Linked DNA regions of Homo sapiens: region 1 is linked to region 2. A link is a loop called in an ENCODE intact Hi-C map of the cell type or tissue named here. Cell type or tissue: CD4-positive, alpha-beta T cell. All regions are shown on one strand. Each heading gives the region's core, and the rest is flanking DNA. Links, peaks and the distances in the headings are about the cores only.

Evidence for each region. Peaks named below come from ENCODE experiments on the same cell type or tissue, not always from the same donor. Only the 100,000 strongest peaks of a DNase experiment are listed, where the experiment ranks them.
Region 1: it touches region 2 in a loop (3.0-fold over the local background); 3 of 110 quality-filtered maps call a loop at or near these places.

What each region holds. Positions count from the first base shown.
Region 1 is chr2:169,126,426-169,136,605 of GRCh38, forward strand. It overlaps LRP2 (LDL receptor related protein 2), which reads right to left. Exons shown (of 79, transcript NM_004525.3): 77 at 6,149-6,256; 78 at 2,588-2,659; 79 at 684-2,405. The coding sequence ends at 2,238. Among named protein-coding and RNA genes, the nearest start is that of DHRS9, 62 kb to the left of the region's middle. RefSeq lists an enhancer at 9,827-10,180. In CD4-positive, alpha-beta T cell, for the core only: CTCF peaks have their summits at 5,666 (motif pointing left) and 5,874; a DNase peak (open chromatin) is centred at 5,646.
Region 2 is chr2:168,341,015-168,351,194 of GRCh38, forward strand. LOC105373734 (a long non-coding RNA gene) reads right to left here. Exons shown (of 6, transcript XR_923559.3): 3 at 8,919-9,028; 4 at 7,304-7,468; 5 at 450-3,343; 6 at 175-362. Among named protein-coding and RNA genes, the nearest start is that of STK39, 99 kb to the left of the region's middle. In CD4-positive, alpha-beta T cell, for the core only: a CTCF peak has its summit at 5,798 (motif pointing right); a DNase peak (open chromatin) is centred at 5,817; H3K4me3 peaks cover 508 bases.

The DNA.
Region 1 (10,180 bases), core at 1,480-9,479, 790 kb after region 2:
CCTCCTCCACTAAAAAAGAAAGAGCAGCCATTTCTATTTAGAATCGTCATTTTCAACCAAGGCTCTTCGTTAAATGACCCAAGGAACTTTTTAAAACACACAAATGGCTGTTCCATTTTCCCTTTACTTCATAAATGATAATAGTCATGGCTTCCATTGATTGAAGGTATATTTTATGCTGGGTGTTGGGTTACACTCCCACACTGGGGTCTCACAACCGAGCCCCCTATTTTATAGAGGCAGCAGCTGAGGCTCAGAGAGATTAACAGTGGGAAGATGGCCCATACCCTATGCTTAACGGAGCTGGCTGGGAAATTGTCCTCTTGACAAATGACTGTTAGGGGAACGCTAGTTATTAGAGAAACAGGAATATGCACCTTTCCTCCCTGCTCTGCCTTAGCCATGGACAGCATTCAAGGACTGGCTATACTGGTGGTTACCTGCGACTCTGATAACTTCTCATTTCTGGAGAGTTATTTGTTTCCTATAACTTACCCCAGAATATCATGGACACACAAAAAAATGAATGCAGAGGCTTGATTTTCAATCAAATTGCTCTGGATTCAATTCCAAGAAGGAGTGGTACAGAATTGGTGTGACTAAGAGCACTCAAAGCCTCAAGCTTTTTACACAGCAAAATACAACTGATTCATGACTGGGGCTTATGAAGCACACAGAAAACATCTGATAAAATACACATTTATTAGAACTTTTTCAGCAGCATTATTTCCAGTTGTTTATCTAATCAAAGTAATTACAGTCAGCACTCAAAATATCAGCAACAAATATTTTGAGAACTCTGGAATAAAATAATCAGTAGTATATGTTTCATTCATTCATCCATCCATCCATCCATCCATTCATTCATTGTTTAACAAATGTGCAATATTAGCACAGAGAGTCAGGTATGCTATTTGCTATGGGAAAGTGTATATTCCTGCCATGGTTCCTGTTGTGCAGACTATACCCACTATTTAAGAGGAGAGCTGGAAGCCAGGCACAGTGGCTCACGCCCGTAACCCCAACCACTCAGGAGGCTGAGGTGGGAGGATCACTTGAGCCCAGGACTTCAAGATCAGCCTTGGCAATATAGCAAGACTCCATCTCTAAAAAAAAAAAAAAAAAAAAAACCAATAAGAATTAAAGAAAAGATCTGGACTGTACAGTACATTCTAATATAAATGTACACATTTAGCCACAGGGCCTAATAAAAAGCTTAATAAGAATGGTTTCCCTTTCTATTCAGGTTCAACTTAGGAAATAAATAGTGATTATAATGATATTTTCATAGAAACAAAAACCCAGTTGAGGCTTTACTTAACTGGTATTTTTTTTTTTTGCACCTTATTTTATGAAGACACAGATTTGGTTTCAGAAATTCAGCTACTGAGCTCCAACTACTAGGGCAGGTGACCACCTTGAATGTCAGGTGAGGGGAGAAATTGCTCCAGGGTCCATCAGCAGAAGAGCTCATTTAATTAACCACAAACTCAATGCAGGACACTGGCACTTAATGATATGGGATTTCCTCATAGACATCACAAATAAAAATGTTGTCTTGGCAGCTAGTGAGAGAACACACATGAAACAGAGAGTTCTGGTTAGACAATGCCAACACACAGAAGGGCCAAACTGAATTGCTTTTCCTACCTTCTGTATTATCTGAGGAGTCTACAGTCAAGTCCAGATGTCTATACAACACATAGTGGCCCCTATCAACATAGCCATTAATCAAATTGACATGTAATATTGAACATTAATTAAGTGCTAATGTGTAAAAATGGACCCAAGAGCGGGGCCTGGATTCCTTTCCTAGATAATTTTATAGGAAATATGAGTGGTGCCTCTTCTTTAGACACGGCTAAAGGTCCCCAGTCAATTCCTTTTCTTGTTGGATCATTTACTATAATGATCACCAACCAAATCAGCAGACATCTTTATTAGCAAATTCAGTAACAGGATAATCTTTCCAAAATTTACAAATATACAATATATTTATAGTATTACCTTCAGACAACTTCAGTGCAAAGATATACATATAGTACATTGTGATAATTATTTGTAAAAATATGAGACGGCATAAGTAAAAAAAGACACACAGGATACCTCCAACTATAGGCAAACAGGGAAAAATATATTTTTTTCATAAAGTACTGAATGTTAACTTTTTTCATCTGTTTGTAAAAAATATATGTGCAAAAGTGTGTTTCTAATTATTCCCTAAATAGCTGGTATAGCTATACTTCAGAGTCTTCTTTAACAAGATTTGCGGTGTCTTTAAAAGTGTCTTCTGTTGCAGAATAGGTTGGAGTTGGGTCTCTTCTCGAAGGAGGCTTAGGCTTAGCAGGGAGCGAAGGTGATGGAGGTGGTGTCGCAGCAACACTTTCCTTTTGCTCGTTCTCCATCTAAGAATACAATGTAACAGGAATCAGCCATTTATTCCCCCAAGGTCACCATACACGGTTTTTCATAAAGAAGACTATTTGTGGCCACTCTGCTCAGAATAATCTAAGTGTGTGTCCAATTTAACCAAGCAAATAATTTCTAAGAAAAAATGTCTGTGCTAAGAAAAATTGTTAAAAATTACCTGTGCATAGATTGGATTTTCAAAGTTGGTAGTTTGTTTAGATTTTCGTTTGAAGAGATTCCATTTTGTCACCTAAATGAAAAGGGGAAAACAAAAACCTCTCAGTAATGGAATTATTTTGTGGGTTTCTTTTCCTCCTGTCTCAGTTTTAAAATTTCTTCTTACTGAAGGGTAAAGCAATTTGGGACCTGGGACCATGTGATTCAGCCCATATGGTAAATTGTTCAATTCCTCCTATGGTCCCTGAACAGTAACTGAAACTCTGGGCTCTTTTAATCGAATGGTTTTAAACACTTCTTTGACTTCAAATTTATATATTATAGAATTTGTGCCATAGTATCTACAAGCAAATCACCTGGTTACCTCAGTACAGAGAGAACACATAAAACAGACATGCACAAGATGCATCTGGAGAAAAAGAGATTTCTGGGGCTGCCTGAAAATTGGGTGGAGATGGCAAAGCCAAACTGTAACTCTTATTCCCTAAAGTAACATTCTTTGGTCAACTCAAGAGTATCCCTTCTCCCTTCATCATTCCCTCCTGTGTCACAATAATAATAACAAAAACATCTAACATTTATTGAGTGCTTACTATGTGTCAGGAACTATTCTAAGAGTTTTACAAGTTTCTGATTTTTTTTAACAAACCCCAGAGGTAGGTACACTTATTATCCTATACTTGCTGAGTCACAGCAAGATTATACAACTAACTTGCAGGTAGAAGGGCAGGTAATGATTACTCAGGGGACCCAGAGGCCCATAAACTGGAGAACCCAAAGATAATCACCCTGGACCATGGTGCGTGGCCCACGCTTTACTGAAAAGTTGCCTGTCATGCTGACTGCCAGATAAAAACCTGGTGGGAGACAAGGGAACAGACAGCCTACTCTCAACAGGAGCTGAGGGAGCCCACAGGTTTTATGGGGTGTCTCTTACTCTGTGACAGCAGGGGACCAGCCTGTGGAGGAGTGGGGAACACAGGGCTACAGAAGTAGAAGAGGTCTTCACTTTAACCCACATTCAAGTGAGAACCTGCTTTGTACATAGTGCCCCCAAGGGGAACATGAAGACATTCAGGTCAGAGCCCTGCCTCTGGGCGCTTACAGTTAAGTGGGGCGGGCCAAAGTCTCTTAGATGTCATTGCTTCAAAATGAAATGGCTAACTTGAAGTTAAGCAATTACTAACAAGAGGAAAGGGACGGTGACTTTCATTTTTGTCTCCTTGGGGGATCCTATGCATATCAATGTAACTTTTGGAAAATGATAGAACTGAATCTTTTTTTTTTTTTTTTTGAGATGAAGTCTCACTCTGTCGCCTAGGCTGGAGTGCAGTGTCACAGTCTCGGCCCACTACAACCTCTGCCTCCCGGGTTCAAGCAATCCTCCCACCTCAGCCTCCTGAATAGCTGGGACTACAGGCATATGCCACCACACTCAGCTAATTTTTGCATTTTTAGTAGAGATGGGGTTTCACTATGTTGGCCAGGTTGGTCTTGAACTCCTGATGTCATGATCCACCCACCTCGGCCTCCCAAAGAGCTGGGATTACAGGTGTGAGCCACCGTGCCCAGCCCATGTTTTTAATTGTTAGTCTTTCAACATATTTATGGATGAAAGATACATTTGTGGGACTCTGGCATATTCAAATCAACCTAGGTGATCTCACCCAAGCGCCTCTACTGCTTTTAAAGCATGCTGGCTGTTAACTCAGTGCCCAGGAGGGAAGAAATACAGTGAGATCCCTGGACATAACATGGAAGACACATTTTAGAGGGTCTCAGCCTCACTAATGTAAAAAAGTAAGAGGAGGAACCAAGGTATTACAAAAGGGAAGAGAAAGAAAGGACTACAATTGGTGAAGATCTGCTCTCCTTTGAAAGAGACTGTCAGTTTACATTTTGTTTCTGATAACAGACATGCAGATCAGAGGTTACAGCCTCCCCACCACAGTCCCCTTCCTGCACCAGCTGGGGAAAATGTCTATTTAGTGAAGAAGATCACTAGACTAGAGATGGACTGAGAAAAAATGTTGAAAATATAAAATAAATCTGGCACTAGCTTGGGGTTGACTCAGGCTTGGAGGACCAAATATATGACATTCAAGCATCCGTGTGTCTGTGGAAAATTAATCTTCAAAATCCATTTTTAATATAGCTTAAAGAAAAAATGTTTAGTCCCTTGAAAAATCTGAAACTGAAAATTCCTTTCTAGACAATATTTATGTATGTCTGTGAGTGTATGAGTGTGTGTGTGTGTGTGTGTGTGTGTGTGTGTGTGACATGAGAAGAAGAAATAAGGGAATTTGAGAAGGTGTACAGAAGCCTTGATATAGACTCTTCTCAGCATCAATTTAGGTCAAATTTTATTTTGATTTAAATCAGCAGAACAGAAACCAATGTTTAAGGTGATAATGAGACTGCCAAGTTACCAAGATATCAATGTTTATAGACTATGAAATTTGAGAAATAAAGATTGTATAAAATGGTAAAATTTCCAACTACTCTTAGACTTTCATTTCTTTACATTACTTCACAAAATTGGTCATAGAATCTTAGAACAGAGACATTCCAGATCCTAGCGGTTCTCAACCAGGAGTGAGTGCACATGTGTTGGGGAGGGGAGGTGATTTCTGGGGTCACACTGAATTAGGGGAGACACTACTGGAATTTAGTGGACAGGGACCAGAAATACTGAAATTCCCTGAGTGCATAGGACAGTTTTGTAGCACAAAGAACTGTCCCACTCAATATGCCAATAGCGCCCCCAGTGAGAAATATTATTGAGGACTCTAGCCCCAGAAGTAAAACAGTTTGTCCAGATTCAAACAGCTATATCTGGTATAGCTGCAAATGCATTCATTAAAACTAATGATATACATTAATACAGAGTTTAATATCAAATATATTTATTGAATTTCTTCCTGCAGACCAAATAGTGTACCAATTGCAAAGGACCTGCAGGCATGTTTAAGAAGCTCCATCTAGTGGCATTTTTTTCTTTCAATCTCCAGTATTAAACACCATCCCTGACACATCGAGGGGAATAACGTTAGTTAGATGATTGGTTGGCCAATAATGAATAGATGGATGATGAATGGAAAAATTAGTGCCATCTAGTGGTAAAGATCTGTAATAGCAGGAGAGCGAAGAACAGCTTGAAAGAATAAAGATGCATGCTGTAGAGAAATCACGGCACACACAGACGGATCTTTCATCTGTATCTTTGACACCGTGAAATCTTTATTCATACTGAGTCAATTTCTCAACTTAAATGTCTCTGGTCTGAAGATACTGGATCCAGAAGTCTATTTGTTCTTCTTTGTGACATGTCCTCCTATGTTACAAGGAACATTATTCCCAACTCGATGTTAGAATGTAGCTTTATTTGGTGGAAAGTTTTTCAATCTATGACTTTTTAAAAAATTATATTTATTAACTGTCAACACATCTTGAGATCTTTGAGCCTTCCAGAATCTCCCTTGTTTGCTTAAGGTTAATAAAAACCCAGTCATCCCAAAGTTTTTCCAAATCCCACATTATTTCAGGAGTCGGCAACTGTTACCTGAGTTCCATCAGCAGCTGGTGAAGTTGGGTTTGTCTCTGGAACTATCTCAGAAGGGTTTATGGGACTTCCATAATTCTTATTATCCACATTTTCAGATACAGTCACCTGTGGACATGTTAAAGGCCTTTACCCAATTTTGAAAGAATTTAGTAGTAAATAAATTTGCTGTAAAGTTTGTACCAACTCTGGCTCTTTTTGCCATCTTGTTCTCCCACAGACATCATCAGGCACCATTTTTATTGCATGACCCAGTAGGCCAGGACTAAACATCACTCCCACCGCCCCAAAATCAAGAGCAGCAACCACTAAGTCACCTCATACCTTAATCCTGGGAGGCAAATACATCCCTCACTGGTCACACTCTCACTTATTACTAGCAATTTCTACTGTATTCTCTATACCTTCTTACTCCCACTGTTGACCAAATTTTTGGATAATCATACTCTAGTTATATACTGGAAGCCAAATCCTAGAAGAACAGCAAGAATAATTCCCCAACCTCACTGATGAACTGAGAATCCTATCTTTGGATCTTAATAATTTCTTTGAATATTAATAAATCCTATCTTCGGAAATTAAGATTTCATAGTACTACTAAAAAGAGGTTGAATTTTTGAAAAGATGAGAATGATAGAATTAATAATCTTCTACGCATTTTTCTATAACATTCATACAATTCCAAGGTTCCCTTTTAAGACCAAATTACCATGAATGCATAATAAACTACAAGGTAGACAATTCACTCCTTTTCCTATATTTTCACATTCATTACTTGTTTATTCTGAAACTTGGATATGCATTTGTATACATGGCCTCATTTTATTTTAAGTGAAGATGTCAAATGAAATGTCGTATCTCTTTTATCATGTGATTAAAGTTTTCATATCTGTTTATCAGAGGATCAGGGAAAATGCTTTCAAGATTTAAACATTTCCGATCTTAAAATCACAAAATATTTGTAAAATAAACATTTCTAGTTTCTGTATTAAAATGTGCCATATCTCGAGTTCAAAAGGAGCATTAGGTGTTAACAATGACAGTTATTCATTGTCACTAAGGCCATAGTTGTTGTGACAAAGGAGATACATGTTCGCAGTTGACAAGCAGTAAAAGTGGCGCTGGGGCTATTGATGCAGACCTTATGTAAAGTTATTCCCTTCACCTATATTCCTATTTCATCTCCCAGCTCTTCTTAAAGATGACGGACTGAATCTCAAACATGCTTTCTTTACTATTCCTTTGCACCCGTCATCCCAGCCTCTCTTCACTTTCACTTAGACTGAACCTGACACCCATCAGGCTCAGCAAATTACCTGGGCTGTACTGCTGCAAAGCTTCACAGACAGCCCCCATTACTTCAGTCAAGCCCAAATTTCATCCTCATCTGTTACCTATTTCGGCATAATTCTCATAAAAACACACATGCTCTCCCTGCTGATCAAGTCTGACTAATCTCCCAAACCTCAATCCCTTCTACAAAACAACAACTCCTTTCCTTCCTAGGCATGGTTAGTGCAGTCAGAATTCTTACACAAGAGCCGGGACCGTGCCCTGTAGCCTTTCTGTCCAAACAACTTGACCTTACTGTTTTAGCCTAGCCCTCATGTCTGCGTGCAGCGGCTGCCACTGCTTTAATACTTTTAGAGGCCCTAAAAATCACAAACTATGCTCAACTCACTCTCTACAGTTCTCATAACTTCCAAAATCTATTTTCTTTCTCCCACCTGACGCATATACTGTCTGTTCCCCAGCTCCTTCAGCTGTACTCACTCTTTGTTGAGTCTCCCACAATTACCATTGTTTCTGGCCCAGACTTCAATCCAGCCTCCCACATTACTACGGATACCACACCTGACCCCCATGACTGTATCTCTCTGATCCACCTGACATTCACCCCATTTCCCCATATTTCCTTTTTTCCTGTTCCTCACCCTGAACACACTTGGTTTACTGATAGCAGTTCCACCAGGCCTAATCGCCACTCACCAGCAAAGGCAGGCTATGCTATAGTATCTTCCACATCTATCATTGAGGCTACCGCTCTGCCCCGCTCCACTACCTCTCAGCAAGCCGAACTCATTGCCTTAAGTCAAACCCTCACTCTTGCAAAGGGACTACATGTCAGTATTTATACTGACTCTATATATGCCTTCCATATCCTGCACCACCATGCAAGAGGTTTCCTCACTACACAAGGGTCCTCTATCATTAATGCGTCTTTAATAAAAACGCTTCTCAAAGCCGCTTTACTTCCAGAGGAAGCTGGAGTCATTCACTGCAAGGGCCATCAAAAAGGCATCAGATCCCATCGCTCAGGACAATGCTTATGCTGATAAATTAGCTAAAAAAGCAGCTAGCGTTCCAACTTCTGTCCCTCACAGTCAGTTTTTCTCCTTCACATTAGTCACTCCCACCTAGTCCCCCGCTGAAACTTCCACCTATCAATCTCTTCCCACACAAGGCAAATGGTTCTTAGACCAAGGAAAATATCTCCTTCCAGCCTCACAGGCCCATTCTATTCTGTCATCATTTCATAACCTCTTCCATGTAGGTTACAAGCCACTAGCCAGTCTCTTAGAACCTCTCATTTCCTTTCCATTGTGGAAATCTATCCTCAAGGAAATCACTTCTCAGTGTTCCATCTGCTATTCTACTACTCCTCAGGAATTTCTCAGGCCCCCTCCCTTCCCTACACCTCAAGCTCGGGGTTTTTCCCCCGCCCAGGACTGGCAAATTGACTTTACTCACATGCCCCAAGTCAGGAAACTAAAATACCTCTTGGTCTGGGTAGACACTTTCACAGGATAGGAAGAGGCCTTTCCCACAGGGTCTGAGAAGTCCACTGCGGTCATTTCTTCCCTTCTGTCAGACATAATTCCTCGGTTTGGCCTTCCCACCTCTATACAGTCCGACAGTGGACCGGCCTTTACTTGTCAAGTCACCCAAGCAGTTTCTCAGGCTCTTGGTATTCAGTGGAACCTTCATACCCCTTACGGTCCTCAATCTTCAAGAAAGGTAGAATGGACTAATGGTCTTTTAAAAACACACCTCACCAAGCTCAGCCACCAACTTAAAAAGGACTGGACAATACTTTTACCACTTGCCCTTCTCAGAATTCAGGCCTGTCCTCAGAATGCTACAGGGTACAGCCATTTAAGCTCCTGTATAGACGCTCCTTTTTATTAAGCCCCAGTCTCATTCCAGACACCAGACCAACTTGGACTGCACCCCAAAAAACTTGTCATCCCTACTATCTTCTGTCTAGTCATACTCCTATTCACCGTTCTCAACTACTCATAAATGCCCTGCTCTTGTTTATACCACCGGTTTACACTGTTTCTCCAAGCCGTCACAGCTGATATCTCGTGGTGCTATCCCCAAACCGCCACTCTTAACTCCCTCTTAAAGTAAATAAATAATCTTTGCTGGCAGGGCTATGCCGAACCTCCTTGGGCACTCTCTAATTAGATGTCCTGGGTCCTCCCAATTCTTAGTCCTTTAATACCTGTTTTTCTCCTTCTCTTATTCCATTTACTTTTTCAATTCATACAAAACCGTATCCAGGCCATCACCAATAATTCTACACGACAAATGTTTCTTCTAACAACCCCACAATATCACCCCTTACCACAAAATCTTCCTTCAGCTTAATCTCTCCCACTCTAGGTTCCCACACCGCCCCTAATCCCACTTGAGCAGCCCTGAGAAACACTGCGCATTATCTCTCCATGCCACCCCCCCAAAAATTTTTTTCTTTGCCCCAACACTTCAATACTATTTTATGTTATTTTTCTTATTAATATAAGAAGGCAGGAATGTCAGGCCTCTGAGCCCAAGCCAAGCCATCGCATCCCCTGTGACCTGCATGTATACACCCAGATGGCCTGAAGTAACTGAAGAATCACAAAAGAAGTGAAAATGGCCTGTTCCTGCCTTAACTGATGACATTCCACCACAAAAGAAGTGAAAATGGCCGGTCCTTGCCTTAACTGATGACATTACCTTGTGAAATTCCTTTTCCTGGCTCAT
Region 2 (10,180 bases), core at 1,477-9,476:
ACCATGCCTGGCCGAAAATATGAATTCTCAATAATGTACTTCCCAGGGCCCAGTAAAGGATCTAGGCAGTGAATAAAAATTAAAAGAAAAATGCCCACATCTGACTGCAATCATATGAGTCACCCCAAGTGAGATCCACCCAGCTAAACCCAGTCAATCCACAGAATTTATAGGGATTATAATAAATTGTTGTTTTAATCCACTAAATTTGGAGTAGTTTGTTATGCAGGAATATGAGAACTAAAACACATCCCCAAAGCTCAAAAAGGGTGTTCCTGATTGGCAGGCAACTCTTTTAAATCTGGATCCAGGTGCCTTCCATCTGTGGCCTCACCATCTTCAATACCTGGTTTCCAAGATCACTGTGGAAAAGAGAAGAACATAAAGGATAATGCATGGGAGCTCTCTGTGTAACAGGTCAGGAAATGGGATCTACCACTTCTACTCACATTTTATTGGCCAGATCCATTCACATGGTTACACCTAACTGCAAGGAAGGCTGAAAATGTAGTCCAGCTGTGGGTTTAATGAACAGCCAGTTAGTCTCATGAACTAATGTTCCTCTTAAGCCTCTTTCTTATTGGGTGTGGGGTAGAAACCATGGAACTGGACAAATATCAATATGTCAATCTCTTCTGATTCAAACAGTCCTTTTACATTGTATTCCCTTTCCTTTCTCCTGTTCCTCACCAAAATGGTATCTGGGTGTTCGGGGCAAGGGAATAGGTAACACTGTGGCTTGAGAATAAGGGTGTCTTGAATCAGCACATGTGGGTTCTAGGGAGACTTCCCGTTTTGCACTTGATTTTCTGATCCTTATTCTCTGCATAGAGTATGGTCCTGTTTGGCATTTATGGATGCCATGTCTCAACCTCAGCTGAAGTTGATGGCTTGGCTCATCTCTGCCTTTGGCAGCCTCGTGGCACCTGGTACCACTTGGTACCTGGCAGTTCAGTGACCCTTTTGGTACTTCTGTGTCCCTTCAGTAGGGACACAATGGAACTTCTTCCCCCCCCACACCACACCAGCATTCTGCTTATAGGCTTTGGAGAATATGGAGTCCTTTGGCTTGGATCCATCAGCTTGAACCTGATATATGAAGAACAGTGGCAGCCCAGTATGGCTTAGGAGGAAACTGAAAAGAAATAAAAGCATAAGCCATTAGATCTCAATCCTTCTCCTTCAAGCAGCCAGCATGGTTAAGTGACAGAGGACAGGGTCTCCTTTCCTATGGATCCTATCATACTTCTTGGAACTATAGTATATAATATTTACATAATCAGAATACATTTTTTGAGATTGGATTTTACATTTTTTGAAAATTTAAATTTTTTGACAAAGTACATAAGACATTTTGTCAAAAATTTAAATTTTTTGACAAATCACACGACATATCTATAGAAAAGTACAAATTTAAACTGAATAATTTAAAAATTATTAATATGACTAACATTTAAAAGAAAGAGGTAGAGATAGCACAAGTATGGTAAACTTGGCCAGGTGTGGTGGCTCACGCCTGTAATACCAGCACTTCGGGAGGCCAAGGTGGGTGGATCACCTGAGGTCAGGAGTTCGAGACCAGCCTGGCCAACATGGTGAAACCCTGTCTGTACTGAAAATAAAAAAAATTAGCTGGACGTGGTGCGGGCACCTGTAATCCCAGCTACTTGGGAGGCTGAGGCAGGAGAATTGCTTGAACCTGGGAGGCGGAGGTTGCAGCGAGCCGAGATTGTGGCACTGCACTCTAGGCTGGGCAATGGAGTGAGACTCCCTCTCAAAAAAAAAAAAAAAAAAAGTATGGTAAACTCAGCTGTCATCGAGGCAAGACAACAGATACTTTCTAAAACAGATAAATCAAGAACTATATGTATTTAAAGTTGAAATGTTAAGTACTAGAAGAAAAACACGAAAGCAACAATAGCAACATCGCAACTCTGGGGAATGGAAGTTGGAATGGAGGGTGAGAGAAAGGGATACTTAAATTTCCATTTCAGAATTCCTGTGCATTACATTTGAGTAAATTTTAAAACTCAGATACAGAGAATACTTTAACTAGTATTAAATACTGCACTAATATTAAATCTTAAAATAGAGACATCCTCATCAATAAGAAAATGCTTACCTAATATATATTTATTAAATTTCATATAGATCTTAGAAAAATGAAGTACATGTAAAGATGTGGACATTATGGAAGGATATCCATGATGTAGCATTAGGTGACAGAAGTGATTTGTAGAGCAATATGGTTAGAATGCCCTTTTATGTCAAAATTTTCATGTTCACATATACAGTTACATGTCACATATGTAAGTACACATTTGTGGATGCAAGAAAAACTGTATAGGGATGTGTCCCCAAACACTTTGGAATGTAGAGAAGGAAAGATTTTTGTGTTTCACACTTACCTGCTTTTTTTTTTAACTTTAAAAAAAAAGCAGCATGCATGTTCTAGTCGTTATTAATGATAAAGTTATAATTTAGAATGTGAGTTTGCATTATGGCACTTTCTCTTACCAGCTGTGTAATAAGGGGAGAGTCATGCTACCTACCCCTTTGCACCTCAGTTTCCCCATCTTTACACAGAAGAACTCGCATCCATTGCACTGTGGTATGTGTAGATGAAATGTTCCAAAGGAAATGCACCAATGTATCCTAGCAGCTTGTAGGGATTTGATACAAATTATATCCTTTCCTCTTTCTCCTTTCAGAATGAGAAATGGCAGCCAGGGTGACTCAGGAAGAGGGTTGGGTGGAGGGTGGAAAGTGAAGGGTGGAGGGCGGAGGAATGATTCAGACAGACACTATTTAAAAACAGCCCTCAGATGCACTAGGACGAAGCCATCTCCAGCTCCAAGATAACAACCCTCCCCTTTCCTACAATTTTCTTCCAGTTCCCACCCCAATCCTTTCTCTCCTAGGCACCTCTTAATATCTGTTTTAACCCAGCTTTATCCGTATAAAATGTTCGGAGGTTATTAAAATGTTCCAAGATAGAAACAGCCTCCTTTTTTCCTGCCCCTAAGTCATCACGCTACTTACTGTTGAGTACCTGATGCACTAAGTTCCTGAAGAGTAGAGTTCTGGCCAGGTGTGGTGGCTCACACCTGTAATCCCAGCAGTTTGGGAGGCCAAGGCAGGTGGATTACCTGAGGTCAGGAGTTCGAGACCACCCTGGCCAACATGGCGAAACCCCATCTTTACTAAAAATACAGAAACACCTGTAGTCCCAGCTACTTGGAAGGCTGGGGCAGGAGAATCGCTTGAACCCAGTAGGTGGAGGTTGTGGTGAGCCAGGATGGTGCCACTGCATTCCAGCCTGGGCAACAGGGTGAGACTGCATCTGAAAATAAAAAAAGTAGAGCTCTGTTTTGTGATTTTTTTCCTCCAGGGCCTAACACAATGACTAACACATGGTACTTAATGTGTACTGAATAACTCCAGAAAAACCTTTCTTGGTTCTTTCCATACCATTCCCATTACTCTTATGCCAGGATCACAGTTAATTAATTAATTAGATTAATTAACCCCCAAACCAAAAAAAAAAACAACCATTTTCAAGGAAGTAATACATGTAAAATAGCTGATACTTATTTGCTTACTAACACAAATGCACAAATTGGTGGAAGTTCAGACTGAGGTACTGGTTTAGTGGAAGGAGGAAAACAGAATACTTCCAGTCACTGGATTTTTCTAAGTGCTGGCTACTTTAAGTCAAACTACTCAGATGTCTAGGATCTGGCTTTCGTTGACTGTTCTGAAGGGTCTTTGTTAGTTGTACGTCAGTGGAAAAGAGACTGAGATGATGGTATTTGGTTGGGATGCAGCAGTCTCAACAACCCAATCCAGTCCTACCTCAACCATGTGTCACACTCCTAGCCGCAGCTGCCCATGGAACAGAGAGCAAAGCCAGGCCATTGCATGCATTTTATTGCCATGAGGATTTCATCGCCATCCTCAACACAGATCCCAGCTGAGCTATTCTGGACCATGTTGATGATGCTTTGTGCCAAGGGTAGACATAGACTGAAGGAGGTGTGCACCACGGAAAGTAGGCTGGCAACTTCTTCTAAAACAGCTTCCAATTCTCTGTGCTCCAGCTTTCACCAATCCAGTGTTGAGGAACAGACAGCCTCTCAAGCAGATGCAGCCCTTCCCCAACAACCCACCATCCTCAGGACTCCTCTTTGGAGAAGCAGCAAGGGAAGAGGTAGTGCAAGGAGAGTGGTGAGGAGTAGCTAGAGGCTCACAGCTTCTTAGCTGGGACCTCCGGAGTCCTCCTGGGTGATGGTTGCTAGAGAAGTGAGCGGCAAGGTGGGGGACTTAGTCTCCTGGTTTTTAAATCCCAGGTTCTTCTGAGGAACCCCAGAACAACTTCCTGCTGTCTCTAATTCCTCCTCCCTACAGCTGACTTTGGAATTGCTTGGCTTGGCGTTGTTGACATGATAATAATTATAGTCATTTTCATTAATTGCTCCCTATTAGAGCCTAATTGCCATGGAGTACAATAAAATTATGCACATCATTCAATGTGCCATATTAACTTCAGATTTTATTCCATTATAACAGTAGATTTGGTTCACTTTTACATATTACTGCTCACACGACTTAGTTATATACACTTTTTTTTTTTTGATAGACAAAAACAAACCTATTTCAAGTAGCCAAATCAGTGTAACCAGCAGGGGAGCCTCACGGGGGACTGGGACTAAGAAAAGGGAAGTTGTCTTTTTTCTGTGCTTCCCCTTTGTTCTTTTCTCTTTCTTCTGGTTATCTTTTTCTGCCTCTCCATGCACGTGGCAGCACATGCTCTTCCACAGTGGGCTCCTGATGTTTGATGACCTCCATTCAAGTGACAAGCCTAGACTGATGGCTATTTTCATTCTGCTTCCAAATTCCCAGGAGAAAGTGTCCAAGTAACTCAGCTTGGTTGATTATTTCTGATTCAATCAAGTGTGGTCAATAGGATGGCATGACAGTTCAAGAATTTCAGGGGCTCCCAACCTACGGGTGGTTGGGTGTGTGAGGGTGGTGGTAGAGAAGATCTCCAGTTTGCAGGGGTCCCCATGGTTGCGGACCTGTACCAGTCTGTGGCCTGTTAGGAATGGGATTGTACAGCAGTAGGTGAGCGGCTGGTGAGAATGAGCATTACTGCCTCTGAGCTCTGCCTCCTGTCAGATCAGCAAGTGACATTAGATTCTCATAGGAGCGTGAACCCTATTGTGAACTGTGCATGCGAGGGATCTAGGTTGCACACTCCTTATGAGAATCTAATGCCTGATGATCTGAGGTGGAACAGTTTCATCCTGAAACCACTCCCACCCCGACCCCCTGCCTGGTCTGTGGAAAAATTGTCTTCCACAAAGATGGTCCCTCGTGCCAAAAAAAGTTGGGGACTGCTGCTTTGAGGCTTTCTGTAAGGTGGGGGGTAATAATGCAGAGAACCTGTCTCTTGGGGTGGTGGTGAGTGCTGCAACTGGCATTATTCACAGGGTACTTTGCACAGTGCTGGCACATAGAAATCACTGAATATAATGTTTACCATTATTGCTGTTATTATTATCTCTTTGGGTCCTTAAAACATTTTTTCAGGATTTTTAGGTGGGTATTATTTCAAAATCCATAAAATACACCTAAAGATTTATATGAGAAGAATCCAAAAATCTCAGGGAAATCATATGAAAGAAATTATTTGTTTTCCTCAAATCTCTGAACGACAGTTTAAACATTTTCACACACTAGATCTAATTTTGGAGAGCTTGGAAACCTGGCCTGTAAGATTTCACTAATCCAGGAGGGGGCAGGCTTCCCAAACACAAATGTCCTCTGCTGAGGAGCCGTGGCTCCAGGAGAAACAAAGGCGCGTCGGTGAGAGCCGTTTCAGAAATCTAGTATTACCTTCAAAAAAATGTAAGAAATCAAAAGCAACTGGCCTAGAAGAATCCCTGGCTGTGTCATCCAGAGGCACCTTGTCACCTGCCAGGCCAGGTCGGCTGTAAGCTTGTGAAGTAAGCAAAAGAAATTTCCCGTGTCCCCACCCACTCCTATCTTTGCTTTTGTTTCTGGTCCTCTGCCCGCTTCCTGCCTGTGCCTTCCTCATTAGTCTTTGTTCCCCTCTCCCATGACAATCTATCTTTGGGAAAAATAACTGTGATTTAAATGTTTATAGAAGTAAGGATCCTAGGAATATTAGGTCGCTTCAAACACTTTCAAGCGCGTGATAGTCACTAACAAGGGAACTAGCCCTACCAGGACTAGTATTAAGAGAGATGGAGGATTCGTGGCTTAAAGCAAGGGCATTGAAGGTAGATAGGGCTGGGTTTCAATCCTGGCTTTGGTGATAACACATTGCCAGCTCTGTGACCACTTCCCAGCTCCTTTACCCTGGGTAAGTTACTAAGCCTCTTTCTCCTCATGTGTAGAAGGAGGGTAGTGTTAGAACCTATCCCAGGATTTCCTCAGGATTAAAAAGGAGTGTGCATGTCTAGTACATAGTATTTGGCACATAAGACATATCAACTGTAGTTGTTATTATAATAAAAGTTTTATTATAGTGATATGACGTTAATAAATTATTACAGTAATATAATTTTTTATTACTTTGGTTTTTTTTTATCATGGTCCTATTTTATACCACACATTAGACAATTTCTGGTGTATTACCTTTAGGTCTGAACTGGAGGAAAAGGATACATTTTAAATGAAACATGACATGTTAGAACACAGAAAAAAATGAGCGGGATGAAGTTTCTGGAAACTCCTATAAAAATTTGTTGAAAGAGTTGTGGTCATTGGAACTGAAAAGTATGAGAATAAGAGCTTAAGAGCATGCATCTTGAAATGCAGGAACGGCTGGAGGGAATCCCGAGGGGCCTGGACAACCCTAATCCTCTAGATCAGGAAGGTTTTGCCCTTGTTTCTGTTAGTTGCCCAAGGGGAATTACTGCCCCCACCTCAGTTTATGTTTATTTCTCAGTTTAGAGGTTTTCAGAACCAATGGAATGACAGACCCATGATTACAAACTCTCAAGGGAAACTTTTCCCCTAGAGCCCAGACCACTGAGATAGAAAATCACCTTTATTGTCTCCCTGAGCCGATGGGTGCATTTCCTGATTCATTCCCTCACTCTGAGTATAGCCCTTCTGAAGACCAGGATTTCTGCAGGGGTTGCAGTTCCAACACCCAGCATTCTGTATCTCCAGGCCTCACATTCTGCCCTGGCCTGAGCATTCTAATCCAAGCCTCTAGGTGGCCAAGCCAGGCAACTCCCACCCTGAGTGGCTCTAGCATACATGCACGTACTCACTGCTCTGATTTTTCCTTCTCACTTCATCTTTGACTCCAGGAACTTTCTTTACTTTCTTCCAGCATTCAGCCATGTCTTAAAGGAGACTTGTTTTACTGGATCCAGAATTTCTGATTATTGTGGAGCTACATGGTTTTTGGATTGTTTAGTTGACCATACACCTAGAGGCAGAAATTAGTTTAAAAATAATTAAACAATTAAATACAAAATTTAATCACATTTAAAGGGAAGTTGGGAGTTCCTGAGGGGTAGATTTAAGCTATTAAAGGAAGCTGCTAAAGAGAGCTGCGGAATGGTGAGGTCCAGTCAGCGTGGGTATTGGGTGGCTCTATTATGCCATCATGGCGACTGTCACATTAAATAATTCTGAAGCTGAAAGAATTTAAGGGAATGTTTGACCTGCCCCACAGTATATGTATTTAAGACTTAATAGGCCATAGGGAAAGTCAGCAAATGTTCAGGAGAGTCTTTTTCTGAAAAAATGTTCCCACCTAAGGGATTAAGGACCTCCTGTAAGGAAGGCTGGGCTCAGGGAACTATCCCACACCCTTAAATCTGTTTCTTTGTGCTTGTGGGGCAAGAATAAGCTAAGAGCACCAGAGTTGTCATTAGGATCAACGGAATATATTGGTTGGAAAAAAGGAATACTCAAAATGCTGCTTCCCCTTCCTTCACATTCTGGTCATTCAGGTAGTCTTTTTAGTTCTGTAATACTTTACAGCGAGAGTTTCTCTCTCATATACATTTTCTTTGTCACAAAAGCCGTGTGAAATAGACAGAGATTATTGTCTCCATAGCAATTTGTTCAAGGACACACAAGAGTAAGTGGACAAAATAGGACTTGACTTTCTGTCTTTAGGTTGGATCATGGGATGCCAATTCTTTTGTATGAATTGCACTCATTCTCAAGTCTCTGACATGTCAGGGAGAACTTTGGTCGTCTCTTTTGGAGGCTGTTGGTCTCTAGTACAGATTCTCTGCTCTTACTTGGTTTGTTTGATTCTAAAGATGTCTTACTTGGCTTCTCTGATTCTAAATTATCTTTGAGAAGAGAATATGGTGACTCTTCATTCCACTCTATGACCCAAATCCTATGCCTTTGGTTATCTCCTACTAGATTATAACCACAATCAGTTATACATGAATCACCAAACTAACTCAGCACACACATATTATGTAACACAATAGCTCCTACAGACAAACTGTGGCTTGGGACCATTATTTTAGATCCTGTTATCCAGGTAAGTATAGTAGGTCGCAAATGTTAGTGGTCAACCAATTAGACTGGAACAGTAATCATTACAGCAGGTCAAAAGTCTTGAGACCCTTTAAATGCAGGTATGTAAAGCAGCATTGAACGGGAACACTTAAATTTCTTTCCATCCTCTAACTATGCTCCAATCTCAAGTAACTTTGCTCTTTCATCATAGAGGATGGAATATGATGTGAAGACATAAGGGGTTGCCCTAGTCATTTGCCATAGTCTTTTTCTGAGGTTACTTCTCTCTATAGAATAGAAAGTGCTGGCTCTATACTATTTTACACTGTTTTGAATTCGTTTCTTCCCTGTTGGCTTTACCTGAAGGTTGTGTGTGCCATGGGATCACTAACCTTAAGCTCAGCCTGGCTAGTGGGAACATTCACTGAAGACACAACATCAGGCTGTTTTTACCAGTTGATCACATTTATTTTTTGTCACAAACATCATTACATACTTCCCCCTAGAAGCCAAAGAAAAACATTATCATAACCAGAAATAATTAGAAAAAGCACAGAATAAAAGAGGCAGTTCTGGTTACAAAGACAACAACCAATGCCAACAAATATTGTCAATACCCCTTTCATCTCCCTGGCCTTGGTTATAAAAATATGATGGTACTATAAAGTGCTAAAAATCACTAATGACATTGGAAACTCTCATCTATTAAAGCAAATGCAAGATGGAATATACTTATTGTAGGAAATAAAGAGGTTTGTTAACAACAACAACAACAACAACAACTCATGACTTTGGGAACAGTCATGTGTTAAAGACGCGAATTCCAGGATCTCAGTCATTTCCTCTCAGTGAAACATTATCAGAGACAAACAGAAAATCAATAAAAGATTTAAGTCTCATAGAGTTTGTGTAAATATTGTAGAAATGACTTTCACAAGAGTGATAAGCACAGCCTTATCACATTTAATTCAGCTGAGAAGTCCAACTAAAACATAAAACTCTAATTACCCCCTCTGATGGCCAGCAGTTTTATAACAATGAAAGTAGCTGGATTTATACTGTATAAGCCAGCACTTGAGCACTCATCCATGCAGCCTTGCCACCTCAACAGGTTGCCAGCACCTGCCTTCCCACTCCTCTGATGCCAAGTAAAAGTGAAGTTTGCTTGTGACGCTCCGAGATTCCTGAATTCATCCCTATTCTCAAAGGAAACTTTTCAATCTCATTCAGACACTTCCCAGCTCTCAAAAAAGACAAGGAAACTAATTTCTACCAAAGTGTGAAACTAGTGATAGTTTAACATGCACCTCTTTATTTAACATGTACCTCCTTATTTTTCCTAGAAGAGTTGCAATTTAACAGGAATCAAAATTCTAACCTACAAGCAGAGCAGAACTGTGTTTATTGTGTGCTATCTTTTGGTTAAGGAACTATATAATTGTATTTGCTTATATTTTCAAAAATTAACAATGAAAGGATGAGACAAAATCTGACAAAAACAATTACCTCTTATATAGGGAGGGAGGAAATGGGGTAGAAAGCACATGAAAGCAATCCTTTTCTGGATTTACTTTGTTTTGTGCTTTTTACTTTAAAACAGAGGTGTGTGCTGGCCAGGCGCGGTGGCTCACGCCTGTAATCCCAGCACTTTGCG